Regions from separate parts of the Mus musculus genome. Here regions 2, 3 and 4 are each linked to region 1. Evidence: chromatin loops called from intact Hi-C (ENCODE). Cell type or tissue: left cerebral cortex. All regions are shown on one strand.

Region 1 (2,500 bases):
AAGAAGATAAAGAGCGGAGAGTGTGGCCGGAAGGGACCGGGCCCCGGGGGACCAGGCGGAGCTGGGGGCGCCCGGGGAGGCGCGGGCGGCGGCCCCAGCGGAGACTAGGCCAGGTGAGGCTGCCTGGAGTGCTTCGCAGGCGGGAGGTTCTCATCTTCCAGGCCTGCTTGGAAAAAGCTGGGGAAGTCTAAGGTTGGGCTGGGAGTGGAGAAGATGGTGAAGGTAGTTAAGGGTGGGGACCTAGACTACTCAGACAAGTAGGTGGGAGAAGGCCAAGGATGCTGATTTGCCAAGAGCTAACCTGTTTCTCCCTTCCTCTTGTCTGCTTCATCTTGGACCGAAGAGCTGAACGTTTTAGAAGGTAACCAAAGCAGCAGAGTTTGTAGGGGAGTAGGCTGGGTGGGAGAAATGACCCAGTTCCCTAGTCCTTCTCTCTGCTAGCCCTGAACCCCTCCTGGCTAAGGAACATAACTTTGCAGGCCTCTGGTATGTCCAGACGCCTGAGGCTGCGGCAGGGACACACTTGGACCAACACGTACACACAGTCACCCTCATTTGACTGCACAAGCTCGGCCGAGGGTCATGAGCACAGGGAGCCTCACTCACGTAGTTGCCCTGGGGCACACATCAGCTCAGTGAGTCAGGGAGGGGGTCTGGATGACACTCCCCGAAAGGGAGAGGGAAATGGTACCAGCGGAAGGCAGATTCTCAGACCTTCTCTTTCCTCAGTTCCAGAGGAGAGTCGGATGCCGCGTCCCCTTCGCAGTGACAAGACTTCCCTACTGTGTTTGTGAGCCCCTCCTTCCCACCAACCAGCCAGCTTCAGGAGCCCCCCCCCTCCCCCCGCCGCGTCCCAGAGACTCCCTCTCCCAGGCTGGCTTCGTCTTGGCGTAGCCAAGTCCGTGCCCTTTTTAGCTCTTCAGTCTAACGTGGTCTCCTTTTGCCTTTTCTCCCCACCCTCGTCCCAAACCCCATACTCCCAAAAATGTCCTTTTGCTTCACGCCCACCTGTCCACGCGCCCAGCATGCAGCTCTGCCTCCGCAGCCTCGGTGCGCTTCGCTGCGCGTACTGCAGAGGGCGCCCAATGCGTCGCCCAAATACTCTCAAAAAAAGAAAGAAAAAAAGAAAAAGAAAGAAAGAAAAAAAAAAGCAACCACCAAGTCCTTTCGTTCTGTGGGCAACGAAAGGGGGCGCCCGCGTCTTTCCACCCTAGCCTAACCTCAACCTCCTAAACCTGGGGCTAGGAAAGAGGGGAGGAGGTTTTCATGGTTATCTGATAATTTCCCTTGCTCAAATGGAAAGTGAAGTCCTATCCCATACCTGCCTGTCACCCTCTTTTTTCTTGAAAACGCACCCTGAGAGCAGCCCCTCCCGCTCTTCTTTGTTTATGCAAAAGCCTCCTGAGCGCCTGGAGGCTCCGGCAGGAGGAGACTTCCGCAGCCCCGCCCCATGATAGCCTCTCCCCCGTTGGGCTCCTGGGGTTGTGGCTGGAAGGTTTTTAATCTCTGCGTGTGCATGTTACCATACTGGGTTGGAATGTGAATAATAAAGAGGAATGTCTAAGTGTACAGAGGGGTGCAGGGTGGGGGGCGGGAGGGAATGGGAAGTAGGGGGAGCAGGGTTTGCATAAGGCCACTAACGGAAGCCGGAACAAATCTCATTTAGTCAAACCAAAACTCAGAGACCAGGCGTGGGGTAAAAGAGTAGGAGCTATACAAAGACACCTAGGTTGAAGCCTATCCCTTTGACCCAGCCGGAACTTCCCAAGGCAGCACGGTCTCCGGGATTTCAAATTCATTCCTTCCCTTATTGATAGCACTCTTTGAAGAGGAATTCACCACTAGAAAGGAGAACGAGGTGGCATGGTTTAGGCTTTAATTATTAACATGGACGCTCACCACCCTCAGCGATCAGAAGTCAGACAACCATAGAGAGTTTGGACTTAGTGGTGGTCATGGTGCTGGCACATGGAGACTTCTCCAGGAGCTCTTTGCTATGATCGGCTCTCATAGAAGCTTGCTCAAAAACCCCAGGAGCGGTTGCATCCTCCCTGAAGGGTACAAGCAAAGTCACACAGAGGCTAGAAACATCCCTTAGGCAACTGTCATCCTCTAACTCAGGGACATGTAAATTTTGCTGTCCTGAGAATCATCTGTAGAACTTTGTTTAAAATGAAGGGAATCCAGGCCGGTCTCACCACTGACACACACACTTTGCCTTTGGAGGCATAGAAATTGGCCTAAATCTGAGTGTTTAAAGAAGTTACTGGTGGGTTTGTCTAGTCATCTGAAGACCACATTTTAAGACATGTCCTGGGAGTTGAGGAGGTGGCTCAGTGGGGAAAGTGCTTTGCTTCTAAGCAGGAAGACCTTAAATCAAACCCCCAAGAATTATCATAAAATATATCAGACACAAGTCATGGATCTCTGGGGTTCACTTGGCATCTAGCTCACTTGACCAGCTCCAGCTCAGTGAAAAATGACTCCAAAAAGTTGTTCT
Region 2 (2,500 bases), 130 kb after region 1:
CTCACTTTGAAGCATTGACTGTGACGCTGTATAGGGCCCACTGCATCCACGACCTTTCTCCTTTAGTTTCCTTGCATGGTGTGACTGGGGAAAGGGTTGAGCTGGCCTCTAAGGGAGGAGTCCAAGTAGATATGAGAGGGCTCTTCCACAGGTCCTCCACCATAGCCCTCACCAAAAAACATTTCTGTCCTTCCTGAAGACCTGGTTGGCTTCCCTTCTTTCCATGATCCACTTAGGTGGGAGCTCCGGAGCCAGGCTTACTTAGGCCAAAGGTTCTGGTTGTGGAGAGTCTGCTGTCCTGAAGATGCTGTCTTGTTCTCAGTGGGAATCCAAGACTCCCGTGATCATATTTTGGTTTGCTTTCATTTATTTTAACAATCCCAATGACAGAGCTCTCCAGAAGCCTAGTGACGGTGGACTTCTATTACAGAGAAGCATAGGCCAAGACCTCCACATGTGAGAAAGCCAGGGGACAGACAGGAGAGTGGTCTGGGTGCTCTTCTGGCCTTCTCAGGGACAATTCAGGAGGAATCTGGAATTTGAAGGAGAATAGAGTTACTAAAACCCCAAGCTCCCTTTTGGTTCTTCTCCAGGACTTCTCAATTAAGGTTAATTGTTAATTAGTTAGTTAGTTAATTGTTAATTAATGTTAGCCAGTCAGCCAGATACTTACCACCAGCCTTGGGCACAGCACCAGTTAGCCAACTTCGCTGGGAAGAGGCCCTAGAATCAGGAGGCCAGGGAGGCAGCCCCCTCCCCAGCCTCTGGGTGTGGCTGATCTCAGCATCTTCCAACCAGTCTGGCCTCCACTCCCACAAAGGCAGAGAGAAGCTTCGGGTCAGGGAGAGATCACCCCGAGGGGAGGGAGGTGATGAGGCATCTGATAAAGAAGGTGGATCAGTCAGAAGGTTTAATATTTACCTCCTAGGGACCAATTTACAGCAGAAAGCTTAGGACTGATTTGGGGTCCACATACATCTCTACCCCTAAATATAACCTAACTTTAATTCAATCCATCAGCTCCAATGGCTCCTGGGACCTAACATATGTTTCTTTACAGAGAGTAGTTTGGCTTGTTTTCTTCCAGACCAGCTCTGGCTCTCTGGACTCTTCACTTCCTACTGTTGGGTATCCTCTTCCTCCTGTGATGGGTGTTTTTGACCTGGATATAATTTTTTTTTCATAAAGATTTATTTTGTCTTTAAGTATACATGTATGTGTAAGTTAAAGTGCTTGTGAGTGCAGTGCCCATGGAGGCCAGAACAGAGCATCAGATTCCCTGGAACTAACATTACAGGTGATTTTTGAGCCATCTGTCATGGATGACCAGACCTGAACATGAGTCCTCTTTAAGAACACTAAAGGGTTCTTAACCTCTTAGCCATCTTTCTAGCCCTGACCTGGGTAATTTTTATCCTGTCCTTTGCTATAGGCCTTGGTTTTCTTGAGACCAAAGGGTAGAGTAAAGGTAAGTAAGATAGTGTGCATGTGAGATTACAAGTATGTGTGTGTGTGTGTGTGTGTGTGTGTGTGTGTAGGATGAACTTCCAAGGGACCAGTAATCACTAAATCACCTCCTGCAGACATGGAGAGAGACTGAGCCCAGGTATTCCTCAACCTCAGCCATGGACAGGCAGTCATGAGGCCTGGAAGCCCGGAAGGAGCTAGGAGGCATATGAAGTGCCAGTTGAAAGAAGACTAGCTGTGGGGCAGCTCTTTCTGGGACCCACATCTGGCGAATAGCCCAGTCCTGAAGGTGGGGATTTTGGGCCACCCAGCTGGATTCCTCTAGCCTTCATAATTGGACTATTCATCCGTGATCTATGGGGGAACCTAAAGTGGTCAGTGCATCTGCCTGACCTAGTGCTTTCTGCATTGGAAAGAATGGTAAAGAATTCTCCTCAGGGAGTTCTTAATTATCCATGGGAAGCACTTCTCTTAGTACCTAGGACATACCAATCATTCGGTAAAAAAAATACCTCTCCTTCTTTTGAGACAAAGTTCTACTTTGTAGCTCAGACTGACCTGGAACTCATCATTTTTCTGTTTTTCCCACCCAAATGCTGAGATTTTAGGTACGTGCCACCACAATAAAACTAATTGTTTAGATGACTGTGAGGGTTAATGGTGACTAGGAAGCCTGACTCTTGTTTAGGGAAAAGGGGAGCTGTATCCATGCTAAGAAAAGTGGGTGGGCCCACATACCAGTGAAGACACAGTCAGCTTCCCTGGGATCCAGACTGAGGCCAAAGCTATCCACAGCCACTGCCAGGGCACGAGCAAAGTGAGTATCAGCGAGGAAGGAGCCATCAGAAGAGCTAACCAGGCTGGCCCTGGCGCTGGGGACATTGTCCTCAGAAGCTGAGCCCCAACCATTGGCCAGGGAGCCCTCGCTGGGTGTAGGGGTGGGGCAGGGCCGAGGTGGATACAGTAAGTTCCCAACCTCAGACCCCACGCCCCCGCCAGCTCTGCCCATGTCTGCCAGTCCTGAGCAGGTTGG
Region 3 (2,500 bases), 82 kb after region 1:
GTAGCAGAAGCCAGAAGCCTTGAACCAGACCAATGACTCATTGAAATGAACATTTGCAAGTAAAGAAGTATGGACAAAAGAGTATACTGTGTGACACACTGTAGCTTCCAGGATGAGAAACATTTTATTCTTTCTGGGAGGAGGTTGTAAGGGCAGAGAGTAGATACAAAGAGACTGGAAGATAAGTAAGATAATGTAAAATTCACAAAGAATCAATAAAAAGTTTTAAACACACACATACATGGTGTGTGTGTGTGTGTCTGTGTGTGTGTGTGTGTACCTTGAGATGCCTGCACCCACCTTTGCCTTGGGTATGTTCAACTATCCTTTTATTTTATAGTAATGTTTATTTTATGTGTATTGGCATTTTGCCTACATGTATGTCTATGTGAAGGTGTCCAGTCCCCTGAGACAAGAGATACAGACAGGTGTTAGCTGCCATGTGGATGCTGGGAATAGAAGTCTGGGTCCTCCAGAAGAACAACCAATGCTCTTAATCACCATCTCTCCAGCCCCAGCTATCCTTCTCTAAAACCCACCCCAGACCATGCAAGACATAAGAGGGTGACCAGCAGACATGGACTGGAAGCAAGAGAAGCCAAGCTGTGTGCTTGCTAAGTTGTGCAGAGATGCCACATTTTTATGACTTCAGAAACGTCTAGTTTAAAACTAGATTTTTTTTTTTTTGCATTGTTCTTAGTTGAGAAGCCTTTACCAGAGAGTATGTCCCTTTCCAGAAGGAAAATGTAGCACATCTAAGCTTCGCCGCCCCGCTTTCACAGATGAGGAATCACAGGATGCCTTAGGTTTCTTGGCAGCAGATACAAAGGCATTTTCAACTACCCACTCTCTCTCCCGCAATCCCCATCTAAGTACAGAAACAGTCCCCTTTGCCCTGGCTCCGATTTGAGAATCATCTCCCAGCCTTTAGCTCTGGGGGAGGATTCTCATTAATGAGTCAAGGCCTGCCACCTGGTGGTAAGAAATAAAAAGCCACTTGCTTTCTCATCTAACGCTTCTTTCAAATAATTTTTAATTTTAAAGATTTTATTTCTTTATTATATATATATATTATGAGTACACTGTCGCTGCCCTTCAGACACACCAGAAGAGGGCATCAGATCCCATTACAGATGGTTGTGAGCCACCATGTGGTTGCTGGGAATTGAGCTCAGGACCTCTGGGAGAGCAGTCAGTGCTCTTAACCTCTGAGCCATCTCTCCAGCCCTTCAAATAATTTTTTAATGTAATTTTTATTTACTTTTTGTTAATTCCAGCATTACTTGTGATAAACCAATGGCCCTTTACCGATAATAATTTGACACTTTAGGGAATAATTGTCAGCAGATAGCTGAAACTCATCTCACCTTAAGAGTGTTTCAAAACAGCCAGAAGCAGCAGAGGGGGGACAGTCATACACATACACTGAATTGCTCTTATGTACTAAAACCTATGTTCATTTACAGGCAAAAATGTTTAGATCACATCTGTACTGCTCCGGTGACTGACGGACAAGTTAGAAAAATAAATCAGGCAGCTCTTGCTCCCTTTGTCCCTTTGAAAGGCTGTGGGGGTTTGTTTTTGTTTGCTGATAAGTTTTTTTGTTTGTTTGTGCTTTGAGACAGGCTATCCTGCTGTCCTGGACCAGGCTGACCTCAAACTTACAGAGATCCTCCTGTCTCTCAGGCCTGCTTTGAAAGGCTAAGGGCAAGAGTAAATTATGAATCTATTAAGAGACTCCTCCAAATTTCCAAATACAGACAGACAGACGCACGCGCATGCACGCGCACACCCTGCGGATCTTCCAGGCATTCGCTTGTGGATCTCTCCTTGAGAGTGAAGGTACCTCAGCTTTTCCAGGACTGAGTGCTTCTGCTTCCACCAATTTCAGAAGCCTAGATTGTTCCTTTCCAGCTAGACTAAGCTCTCACTAAGGATGCTATTACAACACCATTACCATACTAGTCACCCGGCAGCTCTTAGAAATTCAAATCTCCTGGCCCCTTCCCAGATGAAAAGAATCAGAAACTGTGGGTGTTCAGATGTCCAAGTGATTGGGATGCACACTGTATTTTGACCAGCACAGGCAGAAAGTCGCAGACCTGGAGGAGGCTGGGAGTGAGAGGGAAGGAAGCCAACGAACCCATCAGACAACCTAGTTACTTCCCCTGAGTGGTAGAGGGAACAAAACATCTCCAAATGGAAAAACACAGGGTCATCACAGAGGGCTTTTGCCAACTCCACTTGGCACTGTTGCTGTGAACATAATTTCCAAATTAGCCTTGGTGAGACAGGTTATGGTACTGTGATCTTTATACAGAGCCAGAGACTCAGACTTCATTTCATATTGCTTTAGAGAGAGACCTCCACAGTGTCCAGAATAAGTAACTGGGACTGTTTCTATCCCAGTATCCTTTTCTTCATCCCTTCAAGACTCATGGAAGACTCACCTCACTTCCCTATAGTGTGGAAGACTGGAAAGTGCCCCAATTCTGTCTGG
Region 4 (2,500 bases), 110 kb after region 1:
CGCTGCAGGCAGTCTGGAGAGAGGCCTGATCGCGCTCCCTGCTGGCTACGTCAGGAACTCTCCCTCTGGAAGCCTCTGCCCAACTTAGGCTAGGGCCCCGGACTCTGGACATGGTCCACCTTTGCAGTCTCTAAAAGATGAAAGGATTCTCTCTCTCTCTCTCTCTCTCTCTCTCTCTCTCTCTCTCTCTCTCTCTCTCTCGTTCTCTCTCTCTCTCCCCCCCCCCCCCGTACTCAGGTGCAAGGGAGGAGCCCCAGAGCCCTATTTGCATGGCCATTAGCTATTCATTAGGCTGCTGTCGAAGCATCTCTGGAGACCAGGAATGACAGGGAAGAAATTCCAGGGAAAGAGAGCCCTCGGCTGTGTCTGCAGGAATTAGAGGGAAAGCGTGGATCAGAAGGGTGTTGTGTGGAAGGAGTTTGAAGAGGGCTGAGATTCTCCAGTCTTGCCACCTTTGAGGAGTCCCAAGAGACCAAGCAGTTATTTTCTCGGATTTTTTACTCACCTAGAGCTTTATACCAGACATCTATCTTTTCATTTAAGCTTGAAAAGTCAGGGAGGGACGATGGTTGTTGGTCACTACACACTGCCACTAGGGAAAACAAAACAAAAAAACAGCTATGGAGGATAAAGAATAGGGCAGTGACCACAAAAGCATAGAGCAAGATCTTGGCAGCAGGGAACTTAAAGTGTATTTTTATCACATATGAGAGGTTTTTGAAGTGGAGATGGGATGGGTTTAGAAATACTAGAGCCTAAAGTCTCATTCAGGTAGAGACTGTAGGAACCACATTAAAGTGCTGGAGAAGAAAGGATATTAAGTAATGGTAAACTTGTCATAGCTACTGTTGTGCCTTGCATCTTTTTGGGGGTTTTGAACTCCCACATTGCAGATAAGGAAGTGAAATTTAGAGACCTGAACCTTTTTGTTTTTTGAGACCTAGCCTAACTATGTAACTTAGACGCCTCCACACCCAGAGCAGTGGGCTTACAGGCATGGGCCACCAACGGGCTGCAGTTAAATAAGATGTCCAGCTTACTAACTCTGGGAAGTGTCAAATCTGAGATTCTAGCTCAGAGCATTTCGAAGCCAAAACCTGGGCTCTAACCATTCCAGGGGCCTCTCTCAGTGGAGTGTTTCCAAAACAGGATTGGGATGGGACGGAGGAAAGAGATGCTTGAGCAGCAGACATCCTTCCATCTATCTGGAAGGGAAAAGACTGAGAAGTTTATTCTCTTCCATACGTGGGAGAGAAACTGATTTTACACTGAGCAATCAAATCAACGACCAGGGTGGAGCCTGCACCCGCCACGCCCCAGCATTCTCTATACCAGAACTCTTAAAAGGAAGGGCAAGAAACGAAACCTAATCCCCCACTGGGCCTAGAACCAAGAGGTCTCTGAGGATATTGGAACAGGGTAGGCGGGGTGGGGGCGAGAGAGAGCCGCAGAACAGATGCGCCCAAGAGTCACTGGTTATTTAAGGACACCAGATTGTGCAAGGCTTCAGCGCCGCCTACTGGCAGAAGCGAATAGGTCTGACTGAGAGCTCAGTATTTAACTCTTCTGCATAGGCGAGAATGAGGATACATGGAGGCATGGGAACATTTGTGGGTGAGGATGACACCTGGGTCCCAAACCTGAGGCAGGAGATGACCCAGCTTCAGGAAGGAGGTCTGTAGGACAAGAGAAAGACAGGGGCGGAATGTACAGAGAAATAGTTTCAAGAGAGCTAGGGAGGAAAGGAATTTCTTGATTTTTAAAACTGTACCTTTCAGGAAAAGCAGCGCCACTCAAATTTCCACTTCCACCATATTTAATTTCTGTGACTTCACAGGATTCCTGGAAATAGGGGGGGAAAAAACCGTGATTGCCTGGGGCTTCATAGCATTCAAATTAAGAACTTTTCTAGTCTTAGCCCCAGCCCTTAACACCTTTTTTTATACGAAGAATCCAGGACAATTAATTTTGTCCATTTCATCTGTGGGAGCAGAGATCATCAGAGATGAATAATCTAGTGTCTGCTACGGTACGGTATGCATGGTTGGTTGCTCACTGAGGAAGACTTATATGCGATCCAGTGTGTGTGAATGCAAATCAACTTGCTAGGGTACAGGTTCCTCACCAAAGCATGCTCAGTCATCGCTCACTAGTCAAGAAATGAGGCCTGGATCTCAAGAAGGCCCAGAAAACCTTCCTAGGAGTTTGTGCCCGGATCCTTCTATAGATCTGCCTATCTGAGGGCGGTTCCGTTGTTCCAGGCTAAGGCGTTACCAGAGCCTACAGAGCAGGAGGACTGGTGGGCCGATGTGATGTAGATGACTCTCTAGCAAAGGAAGCATGGGAGATGAGTGAGGCAGAGGGTTCTCTTACTCTTCAGAGCAAACCTGGTCTTCCCCCAGTTGCTTTGCCTGGGTACTTGGAGTTACCTTCTTCTCCAGGGTCAAGAGTTGGGCCAGAAGATGCCATGCCACGCATCGTGGAGCAGCCGCCAGATCTG

What was found. Hi-C counts contacts between places; a loop is a spot of excess contacts. Peaks named below come from ENCODE experiments on the same cell type or tissue, not always from the same donor. Only the 100,000 strongest peaks of a DNase experiment are listed, where the experiment ranks them.
Region 2: it touches region 1 in a loop (2.6-fold over the local background); 6 of 42 quality-filtered maps call a loop at or near these places.
Region 3: it touches region 1 in a loop (7-fold over the local background); 18 of 42 quality-filtered maps call a loop at or near these places.
Region 4: a loop joins it to region 1, with 6 times the contacts of the local background. A loop is called at or near these places in 10 of 42 quality-filtered maps.

The regions. Positions count from the first base shown.
Region 1 is chr9:37,543,561-37,546,060 of GRCm38, reverse strand. Vsig2 (V-set and immunoglobulin domain containing 2) reads right to left here. Exons shown (of 7, transcript NM_020518.2): 7 at 1,856-2,051. The coding sequence ends at 1,919. It overlaps Nrgn (neurogranin), which reads left to right. Exons shown (of 4, transcript NM_022029.2): 2 at 1-113; 3 at 344-361; 4 at 730-1,568. The coding sequence ends at 108. Among named protein-coding and RNA genes, the nearest start is that of Vsig2, 5.6 kb to the right of the region's middle. In left cerebral cortex, a CTCF peak has its summit at 1,077 (motif pointing right); DNase peaks (open chromatin) are centred at 559, 682 and 1,053; H3K4me3 peaks cover 1,794 bases; H3K27ac peaks cover 1,807 bases.
Region 2 is chr9:37,411,409-37,413,908 of GRCm38, reverse strand. Robo4 (roundabout guidance receptor 4) reads right to left here. Exons shown (of 18, transcript NM_001309390.2): 16 at 2,206-2,500; 17 at 674-880; 18 at 1-532. The coding sequence ends at 522. Among named protein-coding and RNA genes, the nearest start is that of Robo4, 11 kb to the right of the region's middle. In left cerebral cortex, no CTCF peak of the experiment used is centred here; no DNase peak of the experiment used is centred here.
Region 3 is chr9:37,461,367-37,463,866 of GRCm38, reverse strand. No RefSeq gene overlaps it. Among named protein-coding and RNA genes, the nearest start is that of Msantd2, 27 kb to the left of the region's middle. In left cerebral cortex, a CTCF peak has its summit at 984 (motif pointing left); DNase peaks (open chromatin) are centred at 838 and 2,119.
Region 4 is chr9:37,429,756-37,432,255 of GRCm38, reverse strand. It overlaps Robo3 (roundabout guidance receptor 3), which reads left to right. Exons shown (of 28, transcript NM_001164767.1): 2 at 2,442-2,500. Among named protein-coding and RNA genes, the nearest start is that of Robo3, 2.2 kb to the left of the region's middle. In left cerebral cortex, CTCF peaks have their summits at 42 (motif pointing left) and 1,516 (motif pointing left); DNase peaks (open chromatin) are centred at 38, 561, 1,450 and 2,289; H3K4me3 peaks cover 960 bases; H3K27ac peaks cover 2,046 bases.